Linked DNA regions of Homo sapiens: regions 1, 2, 3 and 5 are each linked to region 4. A link is a contact called in ENCODE Hi-C or POLR2A ChIA-PET data. All regions are on one chromosome and are shown on one strand. Each heading gives the region's core, a stretch centred on a gene start or an enhancer-like site at or near the end of the contact. The rest is flanking DNA. Distances are from core to core; before and after follow the strand shown.

Region 1 (2,700 bases), core at 24-2,523, 6.1 Mb before region 4:
AGCTGTCAGAATGCCAGGCGGCTCTGCAGCCCAAAGCCCACTCCGTTTTAAACTTGCTCGTTTGCAATCACGTAACCCGCTACTGACGACAGAACCCTCAAGGCCCATTTATATGCGGTTCTCAAGTTTAGGTCTAGGGAAGTTTCCAGGAAGCTTAGTGTTCGGGGAGGAATTCGTTTTGCTTTTGCTAATCAAAGAGACACAAAAGCACAGCTGAGTCCCGAAGCTGGCACACGGGAAATCGAGGTACCACTGTCCCCTCACCGGAGCGCGCAACAATCACTTGGGGAGCGGGGAAAAGGTTTCCACCTTCCCCGAGCCTGGGGCACCTTCGCTCCCACCGCCCCAGCTGGTGGTGGTCTCGACACCACGCTCGTTGCGGGGTCACACGCCAGAGCTGGAAAGGGGAGGTCCAGCCCCAAGTAAAGCGACAAAGTAAGGACACAGTGGTGGCCAAGGGCTGTCTCCTAACCCCAGTCCCGAAAGACAGTGTGGAAAGTCCGCCGGCGCGCCAGCCCTTGAAACTCTGCCGGTCCGGCCGCGGCCCCTCCCCTGCGCGTCCCCACCTGTTGTGAAGCTGCCCAAGCTCCTTCTTGCCCAAATGCTTTGGAAACTGCCAAAGGACACTCAGAGGCCAGGGAATGTAACAGGCAAGCATAAATATGCAGAAGAGATGGAACCAAAATAGCGGGCAGGCAGGGCCGGCGCTCGTGGGGGTCGGTGATCTGGAGCCGGGCCCCCGCCGCCGCGGCCGCGCCAGCAGTGCCAAGACCTGGCGGGCGGCGCCGGCGCACTCCGGGCACCGAGTCTGCAAAAGAGGCCCTGAGCGGACCGCCGGACACCTCGCAGACTGCGGGCAGCGGTGGTGGCGGCCGCCTCTCCGGGGCTCCACGGCCGACCCGCCGCCCGCCGCCGCCATCCCCGGCCCGCTCCTGCCGGGTCCCCGACTCGAGCCCCGGAGGCGCCCGCTCTGCGGGACCGCGCAGCCCGGCTGCATGGAGCCCGGCGCGGTGCCCCGGCCGGCCGAGCCAGCCACGGCGCGAGAAACCGTCGCCCGCCACGGCGAGGGCAGGAAGAAGATGGCGGCTACCGTGGCGGCGGCGGCGGCGGCAGCGGCCTCACACGCGTCGCTGACGCCAATGGCTCGCGCCGGTCGGCGGGCCGCGGATGGCGGCGGCGGCGGCGGCGGCTCGGGCTCCGGCGAGGGGCGGGGCGAGGCGGGGAGGGGGCCGGCCGGAGGCAGAGGCTGGAGGGAGGCGGCGGGGACAGTTTGTTGTGCTCGGAACATGGCGGGCGTCGGCGACGCGGCCGCTCCGGGAGAAGGCGGCGGTGGCGGCGTGGACGGCCCGCAGCGGGACGGCCGCGGCGAGGCGGAGCAGCCGGGCGGCAGCGGCGGACAGGGGCCCCCGCCGGCGCCTCAGCTCACAGAGACGCTGGGCTTCTACGAGAGCGACCGGCGGCGGGAGAGGCGCCGGGGCCGCACAGGTGAGGCGGGCGGCGCTAGGCCGTGGCGGGCTCCGAGGGGCGGACTGGGGACCGAGGGCGGCGGGGGCGCCTTGGAACCCCGGCCCCCGAGCCGCGCGGCTGCCGTTGCCTCCCGGGGCTCCCCAGGCTGTGGGCGCGCGGAGCCGCCGAGGCTGCCGAGGCTCCGCGGCCGTTGACAGTTCCTCGGGCGGGTTGCGCGCGCAGCCCCGAGGCCCCCGCGGCCGCGCCAGGCCAGGTGTGCCCTAGAAGGGGTCTGCGGCCGGGAAAGTTCTGTCCGGGTCCTTGCATCGCCCTCGGAAGGTCTTAGGTTAGCGGGCATCTCCCACGTCTCGGAGCCCAAACGTGAGAAGCACACGGCTGATTTCTTAATTATATTCATGCCAAGGTGACTTTTTTTGTTCTGTATTTTAAGCAAACTTGAGCCATAGAAACCTGTTAACTTGCCCTGCAAGTAGATTTTTCACAGACAGCTGACGGTGTGGTAGTGACCATGAAGTTCAGTAGTTTTGCCCAGTACAGAAATATTTAACACTCCATAAAATGTTGCATCTGAACTTTTCCTGAACTGAAACTTATGCCAAAAAAATTACTAGATGAGAAAATGTGTACTTATGAATCCTACATTCAATGACCAGTTTTAAACGTATTGTTACAATGTTACAGTTTCTATAAGCTGTAGGTTTTTATTCTCATTTTAAAAGAATTTTTAAAACTTGCATTTGTATTCATATTGCAGTTACAGATTAGTTTTAAATGAAAAAAGGTTTTGAGATGGATGTCTTCTTGAATATAGAGTGAACCCAACGTTTTAATTCTCAAGCTGTAAACAGCAACTGAACCATAACTCCATTAAATTTCTTCCAACTAAAAAATTACTTCTGTTGTCCAAAAGGGGCTGTGTTAGCCGTTATTTCCTGAAGTTCATGCAAATAACTAAGTTGTGAGGCTGATTACATCATTGATTGTACTTGAGTACTGAAATTTTAAAACTACTTAAGGGGCATAAAGTTGATCAGATGCGATTCTAATTGATTTGCTGATTCCCAGAACTGGACGTAGGTTCTATTTGAAGCAGTCTATATTTTTGGAAAATTACAGACGGTCTTGTTTGGTCTTTTTCAATTAACCACTTAAAAATTCTCAACCATACTTTATTTGGTTTAGTTCTCAGTTAAACATTTGCTTTCAAGAGTATTTACTTTCTTCATTGGCAGG
Region 2 (2,700 bases), core at 166-2,665, 7.9 Mb before region 4:
AAGCCACAAAACAGGGAAGGTGGTACTGAATTCAGAGTTTATGAGATTTCCAAGAAGAATTAAACATATTTCCCACAGACTTGTGAATAAATTTCCAGAAATACACAGTACTTCTTAGCAAACGTTGGGTAGCTTAGCTTCGGCTTGATAAACTGCACTTATACGGAAACAAACGCACAATCGCTCTGGTGCAAAAGTAAAAACTGTGATTGGAGTCTGTATTTAAACGTAAGATTCCTCTCTAGCTCTCTCTGAAGAAGTTATTTTCTCTAGCACGTGGTAGAATTCATTCCATTAACCTTTGTAAAGTGCTTAATCCCGTGTCACGCACTGTACTAGGGTCTAGCGAGTGACAGATGTCACGGTACAGAGATCTCAGTGGGTCGCTGCCCTCCAGGAGCTTATAAAGAAAATTTTCCTTCTGCAGTTTTCAGCCGGCTACACCCAGTCCCCTGCAAGTAATTTTCAGTGAAAAAAACCCGCATCTTTTTCCTAGTCCTTGCAAATATTCTGGCTTTCCGAGATCTCTTCGCCTTGAATACCGAAGTCACTCCGGGATCTCTCTCTGGACGTTTGGCAGTTATTCCAGATGTAGCCGAATGACCGGCTTGCCCTTTCCCTGCGGAGTGACAGGAAGACAGCGACCCCGGAAAGTTTCCAGCACTTAAAACGCAAAGCGCAGCCTGAACCCACAAGGAGCCGACAACTCTTGCGGCTTCCACCACCCTTCTATCGCGGAGCCTAAGGAAGCTAAAGCAGTCGGGTCAGACCCGGCCACCGGGCAGCGCATGGTTCCGGGCGCAGGGAGCGACAGACTCAGCCCCCCAGCGGCGCGGCGCAGAGAAGTTGCAGGCCAGCCTGCATACCCAAGTGCGGGGGGGAAGAAAAACAAACAAACAAAAAAAATCCTTTCTTCTGGACTACAATGACCGGCAAGCAACGCGCCACGGCGCCAAGTTCAGCTTCGGGATCCTGGCGAAATGGAGCCTGGGAAGTGAAGTCTCCGGACTGTCGGAGTCCCGTAGTGAAGGCAGAAAGTAGGCGTTGCTAGTCCGCTCCACTAGCACGCCGGTTCCTGGCTGGGCTCCGGGTCTCTCGCTCCCGCTCAGGGTTTTCGCGGGCGGCGGGAGCGGTATGGCTCGCCTGAGTAAACTCCAGCGGGAGGGGGAGGAGGGTAGTGGGTGGGGAGGCGGGGTCAGCGGAAGCGGCAGGTTGCTTCCTTCTCCTCTGGCTCCCTCCCCGCCTCTCCCTGAGGGAGCGGTGGGAGGGGGAGGGCAGGGCAGAGGGAAGGTAGTGACACGTGTCAATCAACCCCCCTCCGGGGGGCGCGCGCTCCGGGGCTCGCGCCGAGGGCTCGCGCCCCTGCCTCGTGCCTGCGCTGCTCGTATGTAAATGAGGGCGCGTGACGCGGGACGCAGATGGACAAGGGAAGAGAGAGAATGGCCGCTGCCGCCGCCGCTGCTGCCGCCGCCGCCGCCGCCGCTCAGTGCCGGAGCCCTCGGTGCGCGGCGGAGAGAAGAGGATTCCGGCGGGAACTCGACTCTTGGCGCCACCGCCTCATGCACTGTGTAGGTAAGAGAGACGCGGGCCGGGGCCCCGGGCTCCGCGCGGCGACCGCTGTCGCAGCCCGAGGAGTTTGTGGCTGAGGGGTTTAGTTGAATCTCCCGTTCGGGTTAGTTCGGTGGGGGAGCGAGATGGGAGCGGCGCGGCGCGGCGGCCCCGGCGCTCGCCTTTTGTCTTGCGGGCTGCTGGCCCGGCGCGGTCCGCGCTCCTTCGCCTTCCCAGCTCTTGGGCTCCCCGGGAACTGTTAGTTTGGACCCGCTTGCTGAGCCCCCGCGGAAGCCGCCCGCTCGCTCTCTCCCCGAAACTCCTCGGCGCCCGTCGCTGCCCGCCGTCGCCCGCCGTCCACCCTGACAGGACGGAGGAAGCGGCCCGGTGGGTCGGCGCCCTGGCGGAGGAGAGCCGGCGGGCAGGGCGGCCGGAGGAAGGCGGGCTGGTCCGCGCCCCCGCCGAGCGCACACACACCCCCTTGTCGCCGCCGGGGGCCGGGTGAGCAGACGCGGCCAGTTCCCGGGGACCTGGACCTGGAGACCCACGGGCACTCGCAGGGCGGGGGCCGCTGATGGGCCGGCTGGGGGCGAGGGGCGGCGGGGGCGTCGTCCGAGGGGCGGGGGGCGCCCAACTCTGCCCTCTCGCGCTCGGCGGCGGCGCTGTGTGTACCCCTTTAAGAAGGAGCCGCTTGAGCGCTGACGGTTGGGATTTGAAGTTCTTCCTCCCTCTTTGGAAGTCTGGACGGATGGGGGGTGTTGCCACGGCAACGACACCCTCCCCCCCGTCTGCTTGCGGACGCCCCGACGACTCTGGTCCTCTTTCACTGTCATGTGATGGACTCTTCCTTACACACACACACACATATACACGCATACGCATCGCCCTCCCCACCTCCCATCCCCATTCAACTGCAATTCCCTCTTTTTGGTTGGATCTGAATCGTTTTGCCTCAAACTTCTGGGCTTGGGGCTCTCACCCTGTGGATTGTTTAGGGTGACAGGAATGGTGGGACTCCCGACCTTGCTGCAGTCGCTTTTTTTTTTTTCTTTTTTTGCCTAAGACGAATGCATAGAGCTGTTATCCAGCAGGTTGGTTTAGTGGGCTTAGAGGGGCGAACACGGATTATGGAATGGGGCGCGTTGTGGGTGT
Region 3 (2,770 bases), core at 211-2,710, 5.5 Mb before region 4:
CTAGCTTACAGACGGTACTGTTATAAGTGCTTCAAATATATAAATCCTCATAAAGATTCTGAGGTAGGTATTATTAGCTTCATTTCATGTCAGAGCAAACTGAGGCATAAAGAAGTCATATAGCTTGTTAACGGTTGTATAGCTAGTGTCTGGCAAAACCAGGAATCTTAACTTCCAGAGTCTGTGGTTTAACCACTGTTCACACTGTCTATAATAGCATATAGTAATATAAGATTAGAACTAAATAGGGTGCATTCCACTGCAAAGTTCTTTCTCACCTTCTTCTACTCCATTATTTGTTGACTATTTACTGATCCCCATGTTGTCTTGCAACTGTGATAGATAATAGAGAACAAGGGTGAACACAGCATATCTGGTTCTTGCCCTCCTGGAGGTTCTGGCCATTAAGCAAATAACAATTCCTCCCAAGGTTCTCAGGCTTCCCTGTTTTCTCCTATTTCTCTATCTGTCCAGCAGTACTCCAGCCAACCAATCTAAGACTGACCGGCGTGAGCAGAGAACAGAGTCTCCAGGAGGTCTGTGGCCAGGGCCAGGCGATTTATGGGAAAGAGGCAGACATTTTCCTGGGTTAGTGACCTTGTTTTCTCTCCGAACCTCCGCTTAAAATGGCGGGATTTGTACCAAGGTTCTTTCCCGCACCAACCTTCCATTATTCACCCTTCTCCCCACCCCCAAGGCCCGTCGGGCCTATCCCTGACCCGCGTTCCTGCACTTGAGGTGCATTTCCGCACCTGGATCCCCAGATACTGTTTTTCCCCCACGTTGAGTCTCCCGAATTTCACGAGAACTCTCTCTCGCGGTCTCTGCCCCGCCCCTCGCACCCAGGCCCCGCGCCCGCTGTGGGCTGCCGCCCGGGACCGAAGCTCTCAGAGCCCGCAGCTCTGGTTCACCAACCGCTGGGTGGGAGCCAGGCCCGGCCTTTGAGTGGCGGCCGGGGTGGTCTGCGCTCGGCCCCAGGAAAAATCTGGCACGGGCCAATCGCAGGGAGGCGAAGGGCAGCTCCGGAGGTCCTGGCCAGAAGCATTGGTCACCCAGGCCAAGCAGGCGTCGGGGCGTGGGCACAAGCAGAGCTCGCGGCCCTGACCGCGGCCATTGTGCTTGGCTGCCTCTCCTCAAGGCCGTGGTGGGCAGGGCAGCAACGGGAGAAGCGCCGAGAGCGCCACTGCAACGACTTTCCCCTACCCTCAGCTACTGTGCTTTCATGTAGTGAAAGAAACAGGGAAAAGGTTTGGGTTCCTTCTGCGGCTTATGAAGACGACAAAAAACGAAAAGAGTGGGGGCGGGAGGCAGAAGCCGCGAGCCTCTGCGCGCGCCCGGTCACGTGGGCCGCAGGGATCGCATGGCGGCGGCCTGCGCGCCCCCGCGTCCCCGCCGGCCAAGCCGACCGGGCGCGCGCGCCGACGGGGCGGGCGCATGCGCAAGGGGGCGCGCCGCCTCTGCCCCGCGGCGAGGGTGTCTATGGAGAGGCGGCGGCCGCGGCTGCTGAGGCGGAGGCTGAGGCAGTGGCGATGGCGCCCTTTCCTGAAGAAGTGGACGTCTTCACCGCCCCACACTGGCGGATGAAGCAGCTGGTGGGGCTCTACTGCGACAAGGTAACGGAGCGCTGAGCCTCCCGCTGTGGGCGGTGCGGGCGGCGATGGGGAGCGGGCTGGGTTCTTGGGGCGGCCTGGCCTGCGCCGCGCCCGCAGCCCCGTGCCGTCGCCGCGCGAGTAGCCGCCTGCGCAGCTGTCAGCGCCGCCCGCTCCCGCAGCCTGCCCGCCCGCTGCGAGGCCTTCGCAGAGCCGGCCTGGCCGCCGCCTCGGACGTGCTCTCGGGGCGGGCGGCGTCCCCTGCCGAGGGCCTGGCGGCTGAGGAGGGGCGCTACCGGCGTCACTGGCCGCCCTCGGGCCGGCCCCACCGCCGCGCTGGGACTCCCGCTGCTGCCTCTAAGGAGAGCGGCCCTACCTCCTCGAAGCCCTGGGTGCCCCGGCCGGCCACCTGCGGTGGACTCCCATCTGCACCGAGTAGTTGTTCCCGTCCCCCGTCACTCCCCCGGGCCTGTTCGGGGCTCTCCGTGCAGACACCCACCCATCCTCTGCACCTCTCGCTGGCTTCCTGGCTGGAACTGCAGCGTCTCCCAGCTACCCGGTTCCTTTTACCCCCGGCTTTCTTCACTGGTTTGATTTGGGAGAAAAGCCAAGTTTAGAACTGAAGAACCTTCACTCTTCATGTGTCGTTATCGTTTTCCTTGCAACTTTTATTGCCCTGAACACTTACTGGATGTAGATTTTGTTATAAGACAGCAATTCTCTCTTGGATTTCTTTATATGAGCTCGAATAAAGGGGGCCTCAGGAAAAGTTGGTTTAACTGTGAGAACCATTTTGGGCCCATAATTGGTGCAGCATAAGCTGAAGAGGCACTTTTGTGGAGATGGTTCAGGGCCCTTTGCTAGTGATTTTAAAACAATATTAACATTCCACGTATTTGTCAGTTTATGTTGGGGAAAGTCATGGATATCTGCAAACCTCAGGCAGTCCCGTTTCTTGTGGAAATGATCCAACTAAATAAAGCATTCAAATGACTACTGTTTAAGCATAGAAATCAACTTTTAGGAATTCTCAGAAATTGCATAGCATTATGCAGAACCATTGTCTACAGAAAAGAGGGGTGTTTCATAGCTCAGCCAGGCGATTGGAGGATGCCCAGGGTATTCACTGTTAGGCCACACTCAAGACCAGCAATTTAAAGCAGTGACGTTGAATTTCAAAT
Region 4 (2,700 bases), core at 109-2,608:
CCGCTTACAACAACATTTAGCTACCCCCCACCCACGTACTTTGCTTTCTCCCACTTTTACAACCCTCCCACCCCCAGAGCCCCGAGGGAAAGCTTGTACCCATTCTACTGAAAGATGAGACTAGAAACTTGTACACTTCACAGCGCCTGCTCTCCAGCTGAGCCACTACCCGGGTTTTACAAGTGGGGCTTGTTTTGCTTTCTTAGGAAATAACCTTTAACTTCCTTAAAAGCAGCAGCGCCCCCACCCCCACTTTTGCCTTTCAAAAGCTAAACTTTTGAGAAAAAGCACGAGTTCAGGCCTAACAAAGAGTAACCCTTACGTTCTTGTTGCCAGTAACTACTTCAAGAAAAAGCACTTAACCGTGCTTAGAGAAAGACGCCAACAGCATTCCTCTTCCACTTACAACAACATTCAGCTACCCGCCCGCACCCCGCCAAATACTTTGCTTTCTCCCACTTTTACAACCCTCCCAGCCCCCAGAGCCCCAAGGGGAAAGCTTGTACCCATCCTACTGAAAGATGAGACTAGAAACTTGGACACTTTACAGCCCCTGCTCTCCCGCCACAACTGAGCCACTACCCTGGTTTTAGGAGTGAGACTTGTTTTGTTTAGGAAATAACCTTTAACTTCCTTAAGACCGACAGCTCCCCCATCCCCCACGCCTTTTTTGCCTTTCAAAAGCTCAACTTTTGAGAGAAAAAGCACGAGTTCAGGCCCAACAAAGAGTAACCCCTACGTTCTTGTTGCCAGCAACTACTTCAAGCAAGGGCACTTAACCGTACTTTAAGAAGACGTAAAAAGCATCCCTCTCCTGCTTACAAAACCCGAGCAGGAGGACTGGCGGCTGGGCAACGCCCGGGACCGGTCAAAAAGGAGAGGCCGGGGAGCGCCCGCCACGCAACGCGGTCACAGGTACAGAGAGGTTTTTCCAGACCCCCACCAAAGCCCGCCAGTACTTTCAGCGTCTTTAAGACCCCCCCGCAAATAAACTTCCTACAGCCCAGCTTCTCCTACAAGCTAGCAACAGAAAGGCACCCACCCCCCGACTCCCAGAAGCATTCTGACGCGGCTGCTTGTCTGCGCCGCCTTTTCAAGGGCCCGCGGGGCGTGCTATACGTCACTTCCGGGGCGGGGCGAGCAAGGCGGAGGCGGGGCCGGGGCCGGCGGGGGAGGGGAGCGCCAGGTCCGCGCAGGCTCGCCGGGACCGCAGCCGCCGAGCCGAGCGCTTGACTATATATGGTCAAAGCTGGGGGCGAGCCGCGCGCGGGACCGCGCTTCCGGGTTCGGGGCGTCCGCAACCACAGCGCGCAGGGCAGGCGCGAGCTGGCCTCTGAGCCCCGGCCTCGGACCGCCCACTCCACTCCCGGCACGCCCGGTGCCGCCTTCCGGCTCCAGTCCCCGGGCTCGGCCTCGGCGAGGTGTAATTCGCAGCGCGGGCCGGCCCCGGAGGCTCTCGGCGAGCGCGGCGCGGTAACAAGTGGGCGAGGATGCCGTACGAGATCAGTAAGTGCCGCGGCGCGGGGCCCCCGAGCGGCCGCCGCGCTGCCCCGGCCCCGGTCCCCGGCCCCTAGGCGCCGTGCGGGTGGCGGGGGAGTCCTCGGCGCGGGGGAGGGGTGCGGGCGCCGGCCGGAGGCGTGGCGGGGCCGCCCTCGGTGGTGCAGGGCGGGACCCCCGACGGGGGGTGCGCCCCCAAGTTGGCGCCGTGGGCCGAGCCGGAGGAGCCCCGCTGCCCCCAAGGGCCTGGCCCGGGGCGCGGACCAGGAAGTCGCGCGGTTCCTGGCGCTCGTGGAAAGTGGAGGCCGCCCTCCCGGCGCAGTCAACAGGTGACCGGCCGAGACCGGTCCGGGGCTCCTTCTCCCTTCTGTCCCCGCCGTCCCCGCCCTGCCCTGACATGCCCCGCCGCATTTGTGTCTCCGCAGAGAAGGTGTTCGCCAGCCTCCCGCAGGTGGAGAGGGGCGTCTCCAAGATCATCGGCGGCGACCCTAAGGGCAACAATTTTCTGTACACCAATGGAAAGTGCGTCATCCTAAGGAACATCGACGTGAGTACCCCCTACCCCGGGCGCGGTTCTGCTCCGGAGCCACCTTGGGATGGGATAATTCGCCTTCCTCTCCACTTCTCACCTCCTGCCCATTGGCCCGGGGAGGGTGAGGGCGCCACGCCCCCTCTACCGGGAGCCACACCTCGGAGCCCCGGAAGCCGGCCTCAGATTCACCCAGGTCCTTGTCTGCTCCTTCTTGATGAGGAAACTGAGTCTTAGTTCGTTTCTGTCTACGGTCATAGCACCCTGAAAGCGCCGGATCGCCTCTGATCTTGGAAGCTAAGCACGGTCAGGCCTGGTTAGTACGTGGATGGGAGATTAGATTAGTTCATTCCTTAAAAGCAAGGGCTCCGGATTTGAGGGATCAGACTGACCCGGTCGGCCGCTGCGTGACCTTGAGAAGATTGGCGATTTGGGCATCTCTGAGCCCCAGTTTTCTCGTCTGTAAAACAGATGATGAGATGATGACCACTCTCGCTTCGCCTGCTGGCTGGGCAGATGGAATGAATGAGCTGCTGGCGTCCCTCAAGCCCAGCGGTGCCTGGTGCACTTTGAGCCCTTGCTGAATGGAATGGCACTCAGCTAACTCGCTGTTAATACCCTGGTCTTCCAGTATGGCAGAGCCCGGAAAAACACCCGGGCCTCTGGGCCAGCCA
Region 5 (2,700 bases), core at 74-2,573, 5.7 Mb before region 4:
CCCAGGAGGCAAACATTTTGCAACCGGAACTGTTGAGTGTGCTCGGAGAGGCGAGGGAGGTCTATTTGCTCGTTTCCTCGGATTGCTTAAATGCGGGATTTTGCTATCCCAAAGCACAGAGTGTAAAGTAGCAGCTCCCCCTGCCTGCCTTCCCGGCTTCTTCTGTTTTACAAGCAACGATAATTTCCCGGTGAAAGCGAGGCCTGGGAATCAAATCCAAAAAGTGGTTGTTCCCTTTAGGAGAGGTTAGTAGCTGGAAAGGAGCATGAGAAAACTGGAAGGTCCCATAGACTAATGTGTTTTTTTTCCAAGGTTTGTACAGATTCACCGAGTTGCTGCGCCTTATCATCTAAGTAATGTCTCGGTTTTAGAAGTTGACATTGTTTTGTTAATTACTTCTCTGGTCACATGCATTTCAGGCCGCGCAAAAAGAATCGGAGTGCTGCTTTATATAAATGAATAAAACTAAGTTCCGTGGTTTGGCCCTTCTACACCCTCCTCCCCTACCACAGGCTTTGCAAACCACTTAAGTGTCCTCTGTAACCGTCCGGGGGCACTTTCGGGTCAGAGACAGCGGGCGGAAACCGCAGAAAAAGTTGAAAATGTCAGCGACACCCTGCATCTGCGAGTTCTATTCCGTCCCTGAAGCGGTGAAGCGGGCTGAGCGCGCCGAGGGTGGGCTGCAGCCCGGCGAGGGGCTGGGCTCAGGGCACCTTGCCCAGAAGGCGGGCATCGGTGCCAAGTGTTCACCGGCTACGCAGCAGAGCCACCGAGCAGCGCCCCCCCCCGCCTCCCGCGGGCACGCTCGGTGCCAAGGCCAGCTGCTCCTGAAAGCGGCCCGCGGAGCCCCGAGCCCGGGACTCCCTACTCAGCACCACCCGGCGGGCTCTCGGCTGACCCGCCACGGAAGATGCCCGGTTCCGGGCGATCCGGGCGGCTTCCCTGCGCGCGGGGCCCTGCTGTCCCCGCAGTGCCCACCGGTGCGCCTTAGTCGCCAACCCACCTCATCTCAGGATGAATTTCAGTGTACTTGACGCATCGCGCCAGGACGGTCTCGGGAAAGCGCTTGGTGGTGCCCGGACCGCTCCACTGCTGGCGCCACCTCGGGACGACCACCGCGAGCACCACGACGAGGATCAGGACCAGGATACTGACGCCAAGACAGAGTTGGGCTCTCCTAGAGAGCCGGCAGCAGGGTTTGTCCCCGGACACCGGGCTGAACTCGCAGTTGGCCATAGGGCTCCAGGCGGGGTTGGCTGGGCGAAGATGAGGCCGGCAGGAGGCTAGGCAGCAAGAGAGAGGCTGGCTGGGTTCTGAAACTGCACCTCCCCTTCTGTTTCACTTGCCTTTTCTCTGTTTCCCTTCCCACCCCCAACCCCTTGCCTCAGAGTTCCGTGGCTGGTTACACCAATAAGAGTTTAAAAGACCAACAACTATAGGCTCCTGTGCAGTGACCCACCCACTCCACCTCCAGGGAGAAACAGCCACCTTAATCCTCTGCAGGTGTCCTAAGGGGGCAGACAGTACATCCTTATACTCCCTCCGCTAACTCCCTTCATCAACCGGGCACTTTACACCTGAGCCACATTTGCTTCCTGGAAAGCATGAGGGTGGGCTGCCTGCTTCTATACGTGTGTGCACACAATGCCCTCTGCCTGGAAAAGGATGTCCTACCTCTCTTTCTTAACTCTGACAAATGCCTGGTCAACCACCTTTAAAGACTCAACTTAAGTCTGACTCCTTCTCTCAAGAGGCATCAGTGGCTAAGCTCTGGGTTCAAATTTAGTTCTTGCTGGATGACATGGGGCAAGTTACTTAACCTCTCTGTACTTCAGATGTAAAGCCGGGATAGTAGCAGTACCTACTTCATGGGATTGTTACGAGGATTAAGTGAGTTAATATCTACAACGTGTTTAGCACAATACCTGGCACATGGTAATCACCCAGTAAATGTAAGTTGTTACTACCAGCTCTAGGAGCTGCTCAGAGATGCAATTTTATAGTCCATGGAATGTGTTTGAAGCAGGGTCTGGCACACAGTAATAATACTGCACTCTATGCGGGAGTTTAATAAATAATAAAGTGGCTTTTCTTGCCTCTTCTTTATTAAGAGAACATCTGTGACATTCAAGCAGAGACCTAAGTAATGTGAGCGATCAAGTCACCCAACTCCCTTGGGGCAAACATTTCCCAAGCAGAGGAAATGGCAGGTGCAAAGACTCTGAGGCAGAAAAGCTCTTGGCCTGTTCCAGAGCAGCAAGGAGGCCAATTGTAGTTAGGCTAGAGGGTTGAGGGAAACAGAACAGAAGTTCGGAAAGTAGCAGGAGACCAGATCACCCATAGCTCTGTAAGACAGGATGACTTTTTGGACTGTGTGTTTTATTTATTTTTTATCTTTTTTATTTTGTTTTAAGTTCTGGGATACATGTACAGGACGTGCAGAGTTGTTACATAGGTAAATGTGTGCCATGGTGGTTTGCTGCACCTATCAATCCATTGCTTAGGTATTAAGCCCCTCATGTTTTAGCTATTCTTTCTGATGCTCTCCCTCCCTCCACTCTCCCCAACAGGCCCCAGTGTGTGTTGTTCCCCTCCCTGTGTTCATTGTTCAGCTCCCACTTATAAGTGAGAACATGCAGTGCTTGGTTTTCTGTTCCTGTGTTAGTTTGCTGAGGATAATGGCTTCCAGCTCCATCCATG

The links. A loop is a pair of places that touch in the nucleus more often than their neighbours do. ChIA-PET counts read pairs that join two places held with the same protein, here RNA polymerase II (POLR2A). Pooled maps may share reads with other maps.
Region 1: a loop to region 4 is called in a map of naive thymus-derived CD4-positive, alpha-beta T cell, with 9 times the contacts of the local background. The contact joins the promoter of TAPT1 here to the promoter of WDR1 in region 4. A Hi-C loop is called at or near these places in 2 of 168 maps with a recorded cell type or tissue (both naive thymus-derived CD4-positive, alpha-beta T cell), 3 of 37 single-sample maps with no recorded cell type and 15 of 50 pooled maps. POLR2A ChIA-PET finds 5 or more read pairs at or near these places in 1 of 52 experiments (HEK293T).
Region 2: a loop to region 4 is called in a map of B cell, with 35 times the contacts of the local background. The contact joins the promoter of LCORL here to the promoter of WDR1 in region 4. A Hi-C loop is called at or near these places in 4 of 168 maps with a recorded cell type or tissue (B cell, CD4-positive, alpha-beta memory T cell and naive thymus-derived CD4-positive, alpha-beta T cell), 2 of 37 single-sample maps with no recorded cell type and 13 of 50 pooled maps. POLR2A ChIA-PET finds 5 or more read pairs at or near these places in 1 of 52 experiments (B cell).
Region 3: a map of B cell shows a loop between it and region 4 (10-fold over the local background). The contact joins the promoter of FBXL5 here to the promoter of WDR1 in region 4. A Hi-C loop is called at or near these places in 2 of 168 maps with a recorded cell type or tissue (B cell and CD8-positive, alpha-beta T cell), 3 of 37 single-sample maps with no recorded cell type and 14 of 50 pooled maps.
Region 5: a loop to region 4 is called in a map with no recorded cell type, with 9 times the contacts of the local background. The contact joins the promoter of CD38 here to the promoter of WDR1 in region 4. A Hi-C loop is called at or near these places in 4 of 37 single-sample maps with no recorded cell type and 4 of 50 pooled maps. POLR2A ChIA-PET finds 5 or more read pairs at or near these places in 1 of 52 experiments (B cell).

The regions. Positions count from the first base shown.
Region 1 is chr4:16,225,044-16,227,743 of GRCh38, reverse strand. It overlaps TAPT1 (transmembrane anterior posterior transformation 1), which reads left to right and starts at 1,273. Exons shown (of 14, transcript NM_153365.3): 1 at 1,273-1,485. The coding sequence starts at 1,287. It overlaps TAPT1-AS1 (TAPT1 antisense RNA 1), which reads right to left and starts at 1,081. Exons shown (of 3, transcript NR_027697.1): 1 at 567-1,081. RefSeq lists an enhancer at 161-220 and silencers at 731-930, 991-1,060, 1,071-1,170, 1,181-1,230, 1,341-1,720.
Region 2 is chr4:18,020,470-18,023,169 of GRCh38, reverse strand. It overlaps LCORL (ligand dependent nuclear receptor corepressor like), which reads left to right and starts at 1,415. Exons shown (of 8, transcript NM_001394446.1): 1 at 1,415-1,572. The coding sequence starts at 1,419. RefSeq lists an enhancer at 784-1,043 and silencers at 1,094-1,553, 1,874-2,203.
Region 3 is chr4:15,654,047-15,656,816 of GRCh38, reverse strand. FBXL5 (F-box and leucine rich repeat protein 5) reads left to right here and starts at 1,460. Exons shown (of 11, transcript NM_012161.4): 1 at 1,460-1,613. The coding sequence starts at 1,530. It also overlaps a transcript of FAM200B not described here. RefSeq lists an enhancer at 936-1,055 and silencers at 1,356-1,465, 1,390-1,567, 1,706-1,775, 1,806-2,025.
Region 4 is chr4:10,115,457-10,118,156 of GRCh38, reverse strand. It overlaps WDR1 (WD repeat domain 1), which reads left to right and starts at 1,358. Exons shown (of 15, transcript NM_017491.5): 1 at 1,358-1,506; 2 at 1,923-2,044. The coding sequence starts at 1,491. It overlaps LOC124900666 (a long non-coding RNA gene), which reads right to left and starts at 1,068. Exons shown (of 2, transcript XR_007058030.1): 1 at 1-1,068. It also overlaps the pseudogene RNA5SP155. RefSeq lists enhancers at 27-126, 1,897-2,046, 1,697-2,501 and silencers at 1,047-1,166, 1,177-1,586, 1,667-1,816.
Region 5 is chr4:15,776,951-15,779,650 of GRCh38, reverse strand. CD38 (CD38 molecule) reads right to left here and starts at 1,323. Exons shown (of 8, transcript NM_001775.4): 1 at 1,004-1,323. The coding sequence starts at 1,236. RefSeq lists silencers at 565-614, 805-854 and enhancers at 985-1,484, 896-1,538.